2 separate regions of the Homo sapiens genome follow, and region 1 is linked to region 2. A link is a contact called in ENCODE Hi-C or POLR2A ChIA-PET data. All regions are on one chromosome and are shown on one strand. The core of a region is the stretch at or near the end of the contact, and the rest is flanking DNA. Distances in the headings are between cores, read along the strand shown. Region 1 has its middle 63 kb from the start of SHC3. Region 2 holds the start of SHC3 (SHC adaptor protein 3).

Region 1 (6,748 bases), core at 498-2,997, 65 kb before region 2:
GAAACCTTCTACAGCAAGTGGAGGGGAGACTCTCATTAGAGATGAAACTTCCTGCCAAATACAGCCAAAATACATGCTATTGAAGCACGGAACACTTTTGTCCCTAACTCTAAGCTATTTTCTTTATCTCCATTGATTATAAGTTCTCATTTTCTTTACAACATAAAATTTTAATACTATATAATTCTAGTGATTTAGTTATCACTAGAGAATTATTTCTATGAGTGTGTGTGATTTCACCTATTTTTATGTCTAGGTAGTTCAGGATTTACTTATTCTGTGAAAAATCACTTGTCACTGTGGTGCCATCAGGTCAAAATATAGTTTTGATGTTACAGATTTTGCAACCTCATTGTGGTGGACGTCTGCCTGTGGACTTCCCTTCCTGAAATAGATTCCCAAGGCATTCCAGGTAATACAGGTTAGGGTGGTAAATCACACTTTCCCACCTTCCCCATGCCAAGGATGACCCGTGGCCTCAGTTGGCCCTGCCCAGCTCTTTTCAGGGATTGGTGTGGTTATTGGCGGGGGGAGGATTTTGCTCTTCTCCTTGGATGTTGTATATGGTAAACAATATGAGCCTGGAGTTGCCCCTGGCAATCTTTGCCCTCAAGTGGAGAGAGCTGGCCTGAGGTGAACGTGACAGAGAGGAGAGCAGCCCCAAAAATTGGAGAGGACAGGTCTCGGTGACATCATTTGAATCCCCAGGGCCAGCCACACCTGAACCCAGACTCATGCCTCTAAGCCAATGAATCACTTCCAGTTTTTCTTTGCTTAAGCTAGTTTTAAAAAATTATTAAAGTTAAAAAAATTTTAAATTGTGGTAAAACGCACACAACATAAAATTTAGCATCTTAACAATTTTTAAGTGTATAATTCAGTGGCATTAAGGACATTCATATTGTTGTGCAGCTAACACCACCATCCATCCCCAGAACTCTTTTCATCTTGCAAAGCCAAAACTCTGTTCCCATTAAACAGCACATCCCCATTCCTCCTCCTGCAGCCTCTGGCAATCACCATTCTACTTTCCATCTCTATGAATGTGACTACCCTAGATACATTTCATATGAGTGAAATCACACAGTTTTTGGTTTTTTGTGATTGACTTATTTCACTTAGTATAATGTTGTCAAGGTTCACCCCTGTTGTAGCATGTGACAGAATTTCCTTCCTTCGAAAGGTTGAATAATATTTCATGGAATTGATGTAACACATTTTGTTTATCCATTCACCTGTCAATGGAGGAGGGTGACTTCCACATTTTGGCTATTGTGAACAATGCTGCTATGAACATGGGTGTATTATTATTAAACTTTTAAATTTTGAGATCATTACAGATTTGTTACAGTGGGTAGTCAGACACGAGCAGGGCAGGAGAGGGCCCCATCACCCAGGAATGTCAGGTGACCATCAGGTGATGGTCAGGTGGTTGTAAATTGTCTCTCTAAAATAATAATTGCTCTAATTGGTCACAGCCGGTGCCAGGGAAAGGCAGTCTCCTAGGAAACAGAAAAACACCTAAAGCTGGTGATCAGCAGCTTCCTGATAAGATCTCAGGAGTTGAGTGAGTGGGCTCAAGCATGTACAATAAGAGGCAAAATGGCAGAGTTTAATTGGTATATGACCTTCCCCAAGGAACACTCGACTGATAAGGGGAAAACGCTTCAAGTGAGTATGTGTACAACTTCAGCAAACACACTGCACATGCAGCCCCTTCCACGTGCTGGCAGGTCACTGCACATGTGGACAGCCCACCCCAAGGGAAGAATTAGGGGAGAGGTAATGCAACCCTGGAAGCATGCCAACATCTAAGACCCAAATCAAAGGTCAAACCATACCCTTGAATCTCTCAAGTTGCCTCTTGGCCCTCTTCCGAGTGTGCTTTACTTTCGTTCCTGCTCCAAAACTTTTAAATAAACATTTACTCCTGCTCTAAAACTTGCCCCAGTCTCTCACTCTGCCTTGTGCACCTTCGCCAAATTCTTTCTTCTAAGGAGGCAAGAATTGAGGTTGCTGCAGACCCATACGTGCTGCTGCTAACATACTTTGGTGCTGTGTGACTTGGGTATGTTCCCTAGTGCTAACAGATTCACATTGTAAACAAAAATAAAATCCTAAGCTCCTCAACCAACCAAATAGACACTTTCTGGGCCAAGGGAAACCTGAAAAACTAAATTTCAGGCCATAATGGGAAGGGAGAGATTAGACACCCTCATTATACCCCCTCACTTTTGAAGCCTAGGCACAGTTGACCAGCATTAATATTAAAATAGAGACCATAAGACTGACAAAACAGACTCTTTGGCAATAAGGTACCAAATTCCAACCTGACTCTGGTATAGCCTCACATACAGATAACAGGCCCTAAAGGAAATTAAAGTATTTCACCCCAAAATATATTTCTTTGACATATTTTGAAATGGTCCAGCAAAGCCGTGTGTTGTGGGGAAATTTGCCTCTGTAGAGAATTTCCTTTCCTTTCTAGTATTTCCTAGATCTAGGAGAGATTTAATGAAGAATCTGATACCTTTTCAGGTCTGAAAGGAAACATTTACCATGTACTCTCTCTGAAGCTTGCCACTTAAGAGGCTTCATCTACATGACAGCTTCATGTACATCTCAGCTCCCACAATGCCCCTCGTCTTAACTTCAAGTGTTTCTTTATGCTGACTTTACCTCTTTCGGCAAAGTTTAACTTTTCAACCATTTGCCAATCAGAAAATCTTTGAATCCACCTATGACCTGGACCCTTGTCTCTGAAATATATAGGCCGAGGCGGGTGGATCAATCAGGAGTTCGAGACCAGCCTGGCCAACATGGCGACACTCGTCTCTACTAAAAATATAAAATTAGCCAGGCATGGTGGTGCGTGCCTGTAATCTCAGCTACTCAGGAGGCTGAGGCAGGAGAATTGCCTGAACCCGGGAGGCAGAGGTTGCAGTGAGCCGAGATCACACCATTGCACCCCAGCCTGGGTGACGAGCAAAACTCCATCTCAAAAAACAAAAACAACAACAACAACAAACTCAAGCTATACCTCACCATCTCTGGTGCACTTTCTCAGGACCTCTTGAGACTGTACCCCAGACCATGATCATTCATAAAGTCTCTGATAAATCCCTTTAAGTATTTTACAGACTTTGGCTCTTTTGTCAACAACATGCAGTTGTAAGAAATAATAGAGATAGAGAGATCCTCTGTATTGTTTACCCAGTTTTTCCCAGTGGTAACATCTTGACAAAACTATAGTACAATATCACAGCTAGGGAAACTAATAAAAAAAATAGAGAAGATCAACAAAATTAAGGTTTTTTTTTTAACAAAAGCAATAATGAAGGAAAATGTTGGCATTGATACAATCCACTCCTCTTATTCAGTTTTTTTTTCTGTTTTATTTTACATGTACTTGTTTGTGTATGTGTGCCTGTGTGTAGTTCTGTTACCAGAAAGAGGTCCTGATCCAGACCCCAAAAGAGGGTTCTTGAATTTTGCAAGAATTCAGGGCAAGTCCATAAAGTGAAAGCAAGTTTATTAAAAAAGTAAGGGAATAAAAGAATGGCTACTCCATAGGCAGAGCAGCCCCGTGGGCTGCTGGTTGCACATTTTTATGGTATTATCTTGATTATATGCTAAATAAGGGGTGGATTTTTCATGCCTGCCCTTTTTAGACCATGGAGGGTAACTTTCTGATGTTGCCATGGCATTTGTAAACTGTCCTGGCACGGATGGGAGTGTAGCAATGAGGATGACCAGAGGTCACTGTCATTGCCATCTTGCCTTTGGTGGGTTTTAGCCGGCTTCTTGACTGCAACCTGTTTTATCAGCAAGGTTTTTATGACCTTATCTTGTGCTGACCTCCTATCTCACCTTGCGACTAAGAACACCTTAACCTCCTGGGAATGCAGCTCAGTAGGTCTCATCCTCATTTTGTCCAGTTCCTATTCAAGATGGAGTTGCTCTGGTTTAAATACCTCTGAAGGTTTTATGCAATTTTATCATATATGTAGGTCTGTGTATCCACCACCACAGTCGAGATATGGAATAGTCCATCCCTACGAGCATCCCTGTGTTCTCCTGTCATGCTCACCTCTCACTGCCTCCCTCCACCTTCCATAGTGCCTGGCAACGACTAATCTGGTTTCCACTTCTATAATTTTGTCAGTTGGGGAATGTTATTAAATGGAATCATACAGTAGGTAATCTTTTGGGATTGGCTTTTTAATTTAGCATAATCTCTGGAGAGTCATCCAAGTTGTTGCTTGTATCAATCATTCATTTAAAAAAATACTGAGTAGTATTTTGCACTATACCACACATACTGCAGTTTATTCACTCATTGAAGGACACTTGGGCTGTTTCCAGATTTCAGCTATTACTAATAAGGCTGCTATAAATATTCGTGTGTAGGTGTTGTGTGAATATAAGTTTTTGTTTCTCTGGGATAAATGCCCAAGGATACAAATTGTGGATCATATGGTATTTTTCAGGTTTGGTTATATAAGAAACTGCCAAACTGTTTTCAGGGTGGCTGTACCATTCCATATTCCCAGCAATGTAGGAGTGACTCAGTTTCTCTGTATCATCCCCAGCATTTGGTGTTGTCACTAATTATTATTCTGATAGATGTATATGTAGTGATATCCCATTATGATTTAAATTTGCATTTCCCTAATGACTAATGGCATTAGACTTATTTTCATGTGTTTATTTGCCATCTGTATGTCCTCTTCAGCGAAATGTCTGTTTACATCTTTTACCCATTTTCTAATTGACTTTTCTTAATTGTCAAGTTTTGCAAGTTCTTTGTTTATTCAGGATACTAGTCTTTGGTTAAATACATGGTTTGCAAATATTTTCTCCTGATCTGTAGCTAGTTTTTGCCCTCTTAAAATTTATTTTTGAGTTTTCAGTTTCTCTGGTGACTTTTTTTTTCTCCCTCAATTTTTCCGAATTATTTTCTCTACTTCTAGTCTCTCTCTGGTTGTTTCTTCCTGTTAAGGTTGGTGGAAGGATAACAGGAATAGGGGGAAAGAGGAATACAACAGAGGGGGAAACTGAAATAGTAGATTTGAAAATTAAGATGAAGAAGAATTAAAATTTCTATCCCTGGAAGGAACCTCGGGGAACTGGTGACAGTTGGTGCCATTTGGGAGACAGGCTGGTAAGTGGGGCATACTTTCCATGATTGAATCTTCGATTCCTCATGATGTGTTACTTACTTGTAAACATCTCTGTGTCTCTTTTCTTTCTGTCTTAGCAAAAGCAGAATATAACTTCCAAACAAATACAGAAGAAAAAGAATAGGAAGAAAGGATTACCAATTTAATTGAAAGTAAACAGAAAACTAAATCAGATTAAATAACCAACCAAATATGTCTGTAATCACAAGGAATGAAAATGGATTAAACACATCCAATAAAAGAAATTTCATTTGAAATAAGAAACATTTATGTTCTATGGTTTATGAGAGAGACACCTAAAATATAATAAGCAAGATATGTTGCCAGGGATGTGGTATACAACTTTTTCTGATAGTAACCAAAAGAAAAATGGTAGAGAAATACAAAATTTGGATAAAGTAGACTCTGTCATTACTTGATGATGAAAGAATAATTTACCAGGACGACACACCAATCTTGAAATTATGTGACTTAATAACTCATCTTCAGGGTCTATAAAGCCCAAATATACAAAGACAGTGGCAGATTTTAACATCTCTTTCAGATTAATCAGACAAATATTTAGTAAAGATATAAAATATTTGAAGGGCAAAATTAAAAGCTGCAACTAAATCGTATTCTTAGAATCTTGTGCCAAACAAATAATTGCTAATATTTGTTGACTACTTACCATGTGTGAGGCAACATTCTAGGTTCTTTACATGACCAACTCATGCTAAATCAGAATGTAATGAGGAAACTGAGGCAGAGATAAGTTGAATAATTAACCCAGGATTACTCAGCTAGTAAGTACAGAGCTGGAATCCCTACTCATCTGATTCTGGAACCCAAACTCTGGAATTAGAAAAATTAGATATTAATGAATCAGCCATTCAACTCAAGAAGGTAGACAAAGAGAATACGGTAGACCCAAAATAGTAGAAATAAAGAAGTAATAAATGTGAAAATGTAAATTAAGGAAATTGGACACTAATTTAAAAAATAGAGATGATCAACAAAATTGTTATTTTTGAACAAAAGTAATAATAAAGAAAAATACTTCGCTAACCAAATCAGGATACAAAAAACAGAAAGCTTTTAAACAATGTTAGTAAAGAGAATGGGGCATAATTATTAATATAATACAGACAAAAAAGAGTAAGAGAATATAAGGATTAGGTTTGTATCAATGAGTTTAAAAACTTAGATGAAACTGGCAATGATCAAATAACCAAAGCTGACACAAGAAGAAAGAAAAAACTTTAATGGTCCTGTAATTGGTTAAGAAATTGAGTTTGTAGTGAAAGGTCTATCCATAACTTTCACCCTTCACCTTTTTCCCAGGGTCAGATAATTTATTAATGTGCTTTGTCAACATCAAGGAACATATAATCTCTATTTTATAATAGTTCTGGAGAATGCAAAATGAACTCTGGTTCCCTAAACCATGGGATTGGTATATAATATTTTTTCTTAAAAAGATATAAAAAGCATAACTGACATACAATAAATTGCACATGTCTAAAGTGTAGAATGTGATTAATTTTGACATACGAATATGCCTGTGAAACCACTACGATGATTAA
Region 2 (6,909 bases), core at 3,820-6,319:
GTTTCTTTTCATTCAAAACAGGCTGTAAACCATCTATCTATATCTCTCTATAGCAGGCATGCATTGGTGCCTAGGGACACTCAGTCAAGGTGGTTATGACTGTCATCATTACATTTGTTAACTATCACTGGTTTTTCTCTTGAAACTCTCCTCCATGACATTCATCAAACCAGGTTTCCATATTTATTCTCCAAATTATGACCGTTTTTTTTTCTTAGCTCCCATCTGGGAAGTCTGGCATTTGCAAGTTTCCACTTCCAGCCCTGACTGCTCTTCGGCTCTGGCCATCTCTACATGGAAGATCCCCACCCCTCACACACATTCAAGCCCAGCCCTTGCCTTTCCCCATGACCTGCCTGTCATGGGGATGCTCCTCATCCTCATGGCTAACATTCAGCTCAACCCAATGGTCCAAGTTAGAAACGTGGGCTTTGCTTGGCATTCCTTTCTTTGGGAGAGGCTGGGCTGCAGGGTGCCATGGGCACACAGCCTTCACATCAACTTTTTCTGGGGGTGCTCAGCTGTGGGGTGCCACCTGCTGGAGGCTGTTCCTCCCTGGGCAGCCCACACTAAAGAGGTGAATGTGGGAGAGAGTGAGGGAGTGCGTGAGAGTGAATGAGGAGCCCTGCAGGCCAGGGGATACTCTCTGTGGATGGCACTCTTTCTCCAGAACTCTTGGAAGGACGAGGTGTGTGGGGCCTGGGTCACAGCCCACTTCTGCCTCTGCTCCCTCCTGCAGCCTCCCCTGCTTTCTGTGGAGCTTGATCTCTAATAAGCATCTTGCATTCCAAACTCTGTCTTAGCTTCTAGCTGCAGACAGCCTACCCAGCCTCGCTCTCTCTTACACTTCCTCATCACAGAGACAGATCCTTTACCTTCCCAGCTATCTTGAATCCATCCCTCTCTTTCCAGCTCCACTGCTCTTGCTTTCATTCAAGCCCTTGTTCTTTTTAACTTGTCCTGTTGTCTCCTACCTCCTCTCAACTTCCCAGAGCCACCCCAAGTCACTATCAAAGTGGTCTCCATAAAAGGCAAACCTGACTATGTGACCCTCTCTCAAGCCCCTTGTGTCCATTTGTTCTTGCATTGCTAAGAAGGAATGCCAGAGGGTAATTTATAAAGAAAAGAGGTTTAATTGGCTCATGGTTCTGCAGACTGTACAGGAAGTATGGTGTTGGCATCTGCTTGGCTTCTGGTGAGGGCCTTAATTGTGGCAGGAGGTGAAGGCGGAGCAGGAGTGTCACATGGCATGAGCAGAAGCAATAAAGAGAGTGAGAGGGGAGGCGCCACATTTATTTTATTTTATTTTATTTTATTTTATTTTATTTTATTTTATTTTATTTTATTTTATTTTATTTTATTTTTATTGTTTTTGAGACAAAGTCTTGCTCTTTTCGCCCAGTCTGGAATGCGATGGTGCGATCTCGGCTCACTGCAAACTCCTCGTCCCGGGTTCAAGCGATTCTCCTGCCTCAGCCCCCCGAGTAGCTGTGATTACAGGGGCCTGCCACCATGCCCGGCTAGTTTTGGTATTTTTAGTAGAGATGGGGTTTCACCTGTTGGCCAGGCTGGTCTCGAACTCCCGACCTCAGGTGATCCATCACCTCGGCCTCCCAAAGTGCTGGGATTACAGGCATGAGCCACCACACCAGGCCGCCATATTCTTTTATCCAAGCAAATCTCATGTAAGCTCAGAGCAAGAACTCACTTATCACCAAGGGAATGGTGCTAAGCTATTCATGAGGGATCCACCCCCATGATTCAGTCACCTCCCACCAGGCCCCACCTCCAACACTGAGGGTCACATTTCAACATGAGATTTGGAGGGGACACACATCCAAACCTCATCACCCCTCTAAGCCTTTATGAGTGCCCAGCCTCCTGACCTCCTCACCAACCCAACCAACCTACCAGGGATTCTGGGAGACTCTGGACTGCTCAGGCCTGGAGCCCTTGCCCACACAGTTTCCTCCTGTGAAGTCACCTGGAGGATGCCTCCACTGGGGTCAGGGGTCACCTCCGCATCCTCAGGACAAGCTCACTCCTTTGGTCAAGTTTTTGTATCTCACACATATTACAAAATTCACATAGTCTTAACTAGGTTATAACATTAATTTCAGATCTTCTGCCTTCCAGAAGGCAAAACCACTTTCCCCAGGGCCCAGCTCATGGCACCTTCTCAGAAATTTGTGGATTCTCCCTCAGAGCCTCCAGAGGAACCAGCTCGGCCCACACCCATGCTGGATCCCAGCATGACCCATTTGGACTTCTTACCTACAAACTGGAAGATAATAAATTGTGTTATTCTAAGCCATTGATTTTGTGGTCATTTGTTACGGCAGCCATAGAAAGCAAATACGTGTTTAAGCATTGATTTAAAAAAGAAAAACCACAACATACTGGAAAGGCTCTCATTGTAAATTGCCCCAGACTGCCTGGCTTTGGTGAATCTCAAGGCTGACTTTAAAATGGAGTTTTTTTTTCCTGCTTCCTTCCATGGCTATCAAGCAAGCCAGCAACAGAAAATTTCATTTACATTTAGCATTTTCTGTCCCAGTGGTCTCCTCTCTCATCTGTCTCTATGTTGATCAAGAAGATATGTGGGCTTTCTGGTACAGGGTCTAAAATAAACATGAACAGCTCCCCAGAAAGGGCAAAGGGTTTTCTCATGAGTAGGGTGTGTGAGCTTCTGTGTGGGCTGCACAGCCTCCTTTTGATGCTGAGAGGCCTTCGGGTTTTTCTTTTTCCATCTTTCTGCTACGTTCCAAAATGTTGATACTATTTTCCAGGTAAGTGAGGTTTTACCGTACTACTGTGTTCTTGGAATATTAATTTCTGTCTTTGATTATATATCTTTTCATATATAGTAAATTTATGTTGCTATTTATATTTTAAAATGACCAATTTCCCTCCACTGGCCTCATAATAAAAGAAATAAAAGTCTCCTGTTGGCTAAACGTTAAGTACATAGCTTTGGATTTTTTTTCCTCCCTGGAGCCTCAGAACGTGTACAGGTGTCCTACATGCCTTTTACAAAAAAAGAATCAAGGGCTAGGAACCTAGGTTTTGAACGTGCATTCAATGTACATTCATAATAAAAGCTGAACGACTGGCACATTCATGGTTGCTCCTTGATGTAAATGAACGGCTGAATGAAAGTTTAGGGGCACAGCTCACCTCCAAGAGAGACCCTCTTCACACTTAGACCTGACCAAGGGATCTTGAATTCCCTTGTAAAACTAGCTTTTCCTCTCCATAGCAGCTGGCCTCTTCCTCCCGGTATCTTTGTAATCCGGCTGGGTGTTTTTTTTTCTTTTTCTTTTTTTTTTTCCCACACTGCCGTTGGATAAAAGATCCCGCCTTTGATTGAAATGGAATCTTCCACTATTGAGCAAGCCTTTGTTGAATGAGTCATCGGGGCGGCCGCTCATTGGCTGAGGCCGCTGGAGCCCAGGGGATTGCCTGGCACCGGCTGCAAGGCCCTGCTTCATTCACAGAAACGCTGGCTCGCTCGCTAGCCTTTTCATTCACACAAACAGCATTTCATTCACATTTTGCGGTTTTTGTCTGCATCTAATGAAGATCTCGCTTTGGGAATGATAGGGCTGTTTCGCTACAGATCTGGGGAGGACTCTGATAACCATCAAAATCATCTATGGGGTGTGCAATTGCTGTTGCTATGCAAGCTAGGGAAAGGGAACAAATGAGTGCCGTGTAGCTGTTCTGCTAGGGCTGCGGCACAGGAGGCGAGCCGTGGGGACGCGTTTCCTGTACCGGGGACGCCGCGGCTCCTCTGCGCTCTTGCGTCCTAGGGGTTGGCCTCACCCGCTCGCCCGCCATGAGTGGCGCTCATTAAACTCTGCTCCATAGAGCAGGGTTCAAGACTCAGGACCTCACGTGCCCCACATGTTCGGTCATGGGAGTGAGAGGACTCAGGGTGACCTGAGAGTGTGCTAGAGCTGAATTTATTCGCTTGCTCAGAAGTTGCGGGAAAACTTTGATAGTGAGTGTTTCACTGTGGAGCAGGTGATCCTAATGCATGAGGAAGCCTGGCAGAGCCCACTGAGGTCAAGAGTCAGAGGGCTTCAGTCTCGGGCAGACCTCTGGGGACAGCGAAAGCCTTGCTCTCCTAACTGAGAGGAAGAAGGCCTGTGCATTTTACTTGCAAGCCCGAGCCTGACTCCTGAAAAGAAGGCATATTTTCCTCCTTGTGGATTTGATGTGCAATAAGAACAGCTGCATTTTTTCCTTCCTGACTGCAGGGTTGCAAGCAGCAACTGAAGGAACATTGAAATGTATTTGTAGCATTTCTTAGGCGTTTTTCCAGAGCTTAAACACATTCAGTAGGATTAAAGCTTCAAATGCAGCCCCTTTTTTGGAATGGATTTCTGGAGCCTGTTGCCACTCGTGAAAGAAGCACTCTTCTTTTTTGGAAGTGGATATTCAACTTAACCCTGGCTGAGAAAGACTGCTGTAAATGAGCAGGGAAGACCCCTTGATTGGCACTGTGCAGAAGTTCATATGCAGATTTTTTTTTTTTTTTTTTTTTGAGGAACTGCATTGCCACAAAGACACTTGTCATCGCTGCTCTGTTAATTTGAAAAGAAAAAGCAAAACCCAGGAAATTGGTATTTTACAGTCACCTGGGGGTGAATATCCTTTTTGTTTTTTTCTATTTAAAAATTCCTGCTGCCTTCCAAGTCAAGATTCATCAGGATTCGCTGAAGATCTGATTCTTAAAAAGCCTTCGTCACATTTTAACGCATCGCTGTTAGACACTTTTACAGGCTCACACAGATGGGCTGAGCAGGGACGAGCAAAACCTAACAGAATAATGGGTTTCAGAAAGTTCATTTGACGATTTGAAGGAACTGGATTGGATTTACCTTTGGCACAAATGCAGATTGCGGGGGATGGGAAGGTGAAAAATCAAAGGTTGGAAGGAAATATCTGGGAAGGTAGAAAAAGGAAATTTGAGAATTGATTGGCTATAGTGTGCTGTCAGCGGGTGGATGTCGTTTTTTTCTTCTTTTTTTCCTTTTTTTTCTTCTGCTACAGGAAGTGATTTGCAGTGCTCACCGAGCCTTTGTTGAGAAGGGTCTCCTCTCAGAGTGAGTCATGCTTTTGCTGTGAGCAGCCCCAAGCAGCTGGGCGCTCCATCAGAGGCAACTATGACTTTTGCAAAGCAAACGTGCAACCCCAAGCAGCGGTCTCCCGGGCCGGGGCTGCGCGGCCGCCGCTGTGCTGGCTTTTAACGGTGGGAGGGCACCATCCTCTTGCTCTGCTCTCGTTCTCCAGAAGGCTGTCCCGGGGCCCCCACTCTCCGTCCCGCTCCGGGGACAGTGGCTCGCCTGCTATGCGCGGCAGCCCGCGCCGGGGCCGGCACCAGCAGCGCCCGGGCGGATGCAGCGAGCCCACGGAGGGGCATGCTTCCACGCACCAAGTATAACCGCTTCAGGAATGACTCGGTGACATCGGTCGATGACCTTCTCCACAGCCTGTCGGTGAGCGGCGGCGGAGGCAAGGTTTCGGCGGCGCGCGCGACCCCGGCGGCGGCTCCCTACTTGGTGTCCGGCGAGGCGCTGCGCAAGGCGCCCGACGATGGGCCCGGCAGCCTGGGCCACCTGCTCCACAAGGTGTCCCACCTGAAACTCTCCAGCTCGGGCCTCCGCGGCCTGTCGTCGGCCGCCCGGGAGCGGGCGGGCGCGCGGCTCTCGGGCAGCTGCAGCGCGCCCAGCCTGGCCGCCCCGGACGGCAGTGCGCCCTCGGCGCCCCGCGCCCCGGCCATGAGCGCCGCCAGGAAGGGCCGGCCCGGCGACGAGCCGCTGCCCAGGCCCCCTCGGGGGGCGCCGCACGCCAGCGACCAGGTGCTGGGGCCCGGAGTCACCTACGTGGTCAAGGTGGGTGCGGGCGCGGGCCGCCCTGGGGGCTGGGGGTTCTGGGGCCAGTTCGGGGCAGACTCCTTCATTCCCTGAAGCCCGGGGTGCGGGGCGCTCCCGCGACTGTCACGTTAGAGGCAAGCAAATGCGCACTCCTTAGCAATCAGCTCGCTTGACAGCGGTGAGGAGGGAACTACAAATGCGCTTTTCCCGCATCCATTGGGAAAAGGTTTACCACTCGGGTGGCCCGCTCCGTCCCGGTTTTCCCTAGGCTCCACTTTTTTGGCACGCCTTTGCCACCTGGCTTACCAGATGTCTGACCAGTGTCATGGGCGCCCAACCCTGGGCAGCGGGGGTCCGGCCTGCCTAGTATCTAGGAAACGCGCTGGGGAGAGCTGGGCAGCCCCCGGGAGGAGAGATGCACGGAGTGGCGGCCCTACTCCTGCTGTGTCTTCCCCGGCGGGAGGGTGGGTATCTTGTTGCCCCCCGCAGCAAGAATTCCCAGCTCCTTGCAGAGCAGGCCAAATGCTGTGCTGCTTTCTCTTCGACGGGCTTTACTTTCTCACCCAGTCCAGGTTTTCTTGGGGTTTGTCTTTCATTCCCTAAGGAAAGGTTCTGGTTTACAGCAGCGGAATGAGAATTCTGGGACTATTTTTCTGGTGACTGTAGTCTTCCATTTAAATGTGCTAAAAGGGAACTAGGGCGCTGCGCTTGGAGCCACAGGCTGGAAAGGAGTTTTTTCCTCCAACACAAAGATGATAAAATCACGATGTAGTCAATAAAATTCCACCCTTATGCAAGCATGTTATGATATTTAAGGAAAAATGCTCAGCACAGTTCAAGTAATCTGCCACGCGGTTATTTCCTTCTGCCGGTTGGGCAGCTCAGAGCTTTAACAGCCTCCACAGCCGAGCAGACAGGGGTTAAGGATGGAAGTTGCAGTATTTCAATCCTGCCACTCCAAGGCATGGCTTTGTATTGAGAAAGAAATGAGACACAAACTCTATCCCCACCGTGTCCTCAATAACAC

The links. A loop is a pair of places that touch in the nucleus more often than their neighbours do. ChIA-PET counts read pairs that join two places held with the same protein, here RNA polymerase II (POLR2A). Pooled maps may share reads with other maps.
Region 1: a map of colonic mucosa shows a loop between it and region 2 (2.1-fold over the local background). The contact joins the enhancer-like site here to the promoter of SHC3 in region 2. A Hi-C loop is called at or near these places in 2 of 168 maps with a recorded cell type or tissue (cardiac septum and colonic mucosa) and 3 of 50 pooled maps. POLR2A ChIA-PET finds 5 or more read pairs at or near these places in 3 of 52 experiments (H1, IMR-90 and K562).

The regions. Positions count from the first base shown.
Region 1 is chr9:89,238,715-89,245,462 of GRCh38, reverse strand. No RefSeq gene overlaps it. Among named protein-coding and RNA genes, the nearest start is that of SHC3, 63 kb to the right of the region's middle. Within about 2 kb of position 1,747, at least 3 of the 41 ENCODE cell types and tissues checked have a DNase peak (open chromatin) inside an H3K27ac peak, as active enhancers do.
Region 2 is chr9:89,176,978-89,183,886 of GRCh38, reverse strand. It overlaps SHC3 (SHC adaptor protein 3), which reads left to right and starts at 5,069. Exons shown (of 12, transcript NM_016848.6): 1 at 5,069-5,900. The coding sequence starts at 5,427.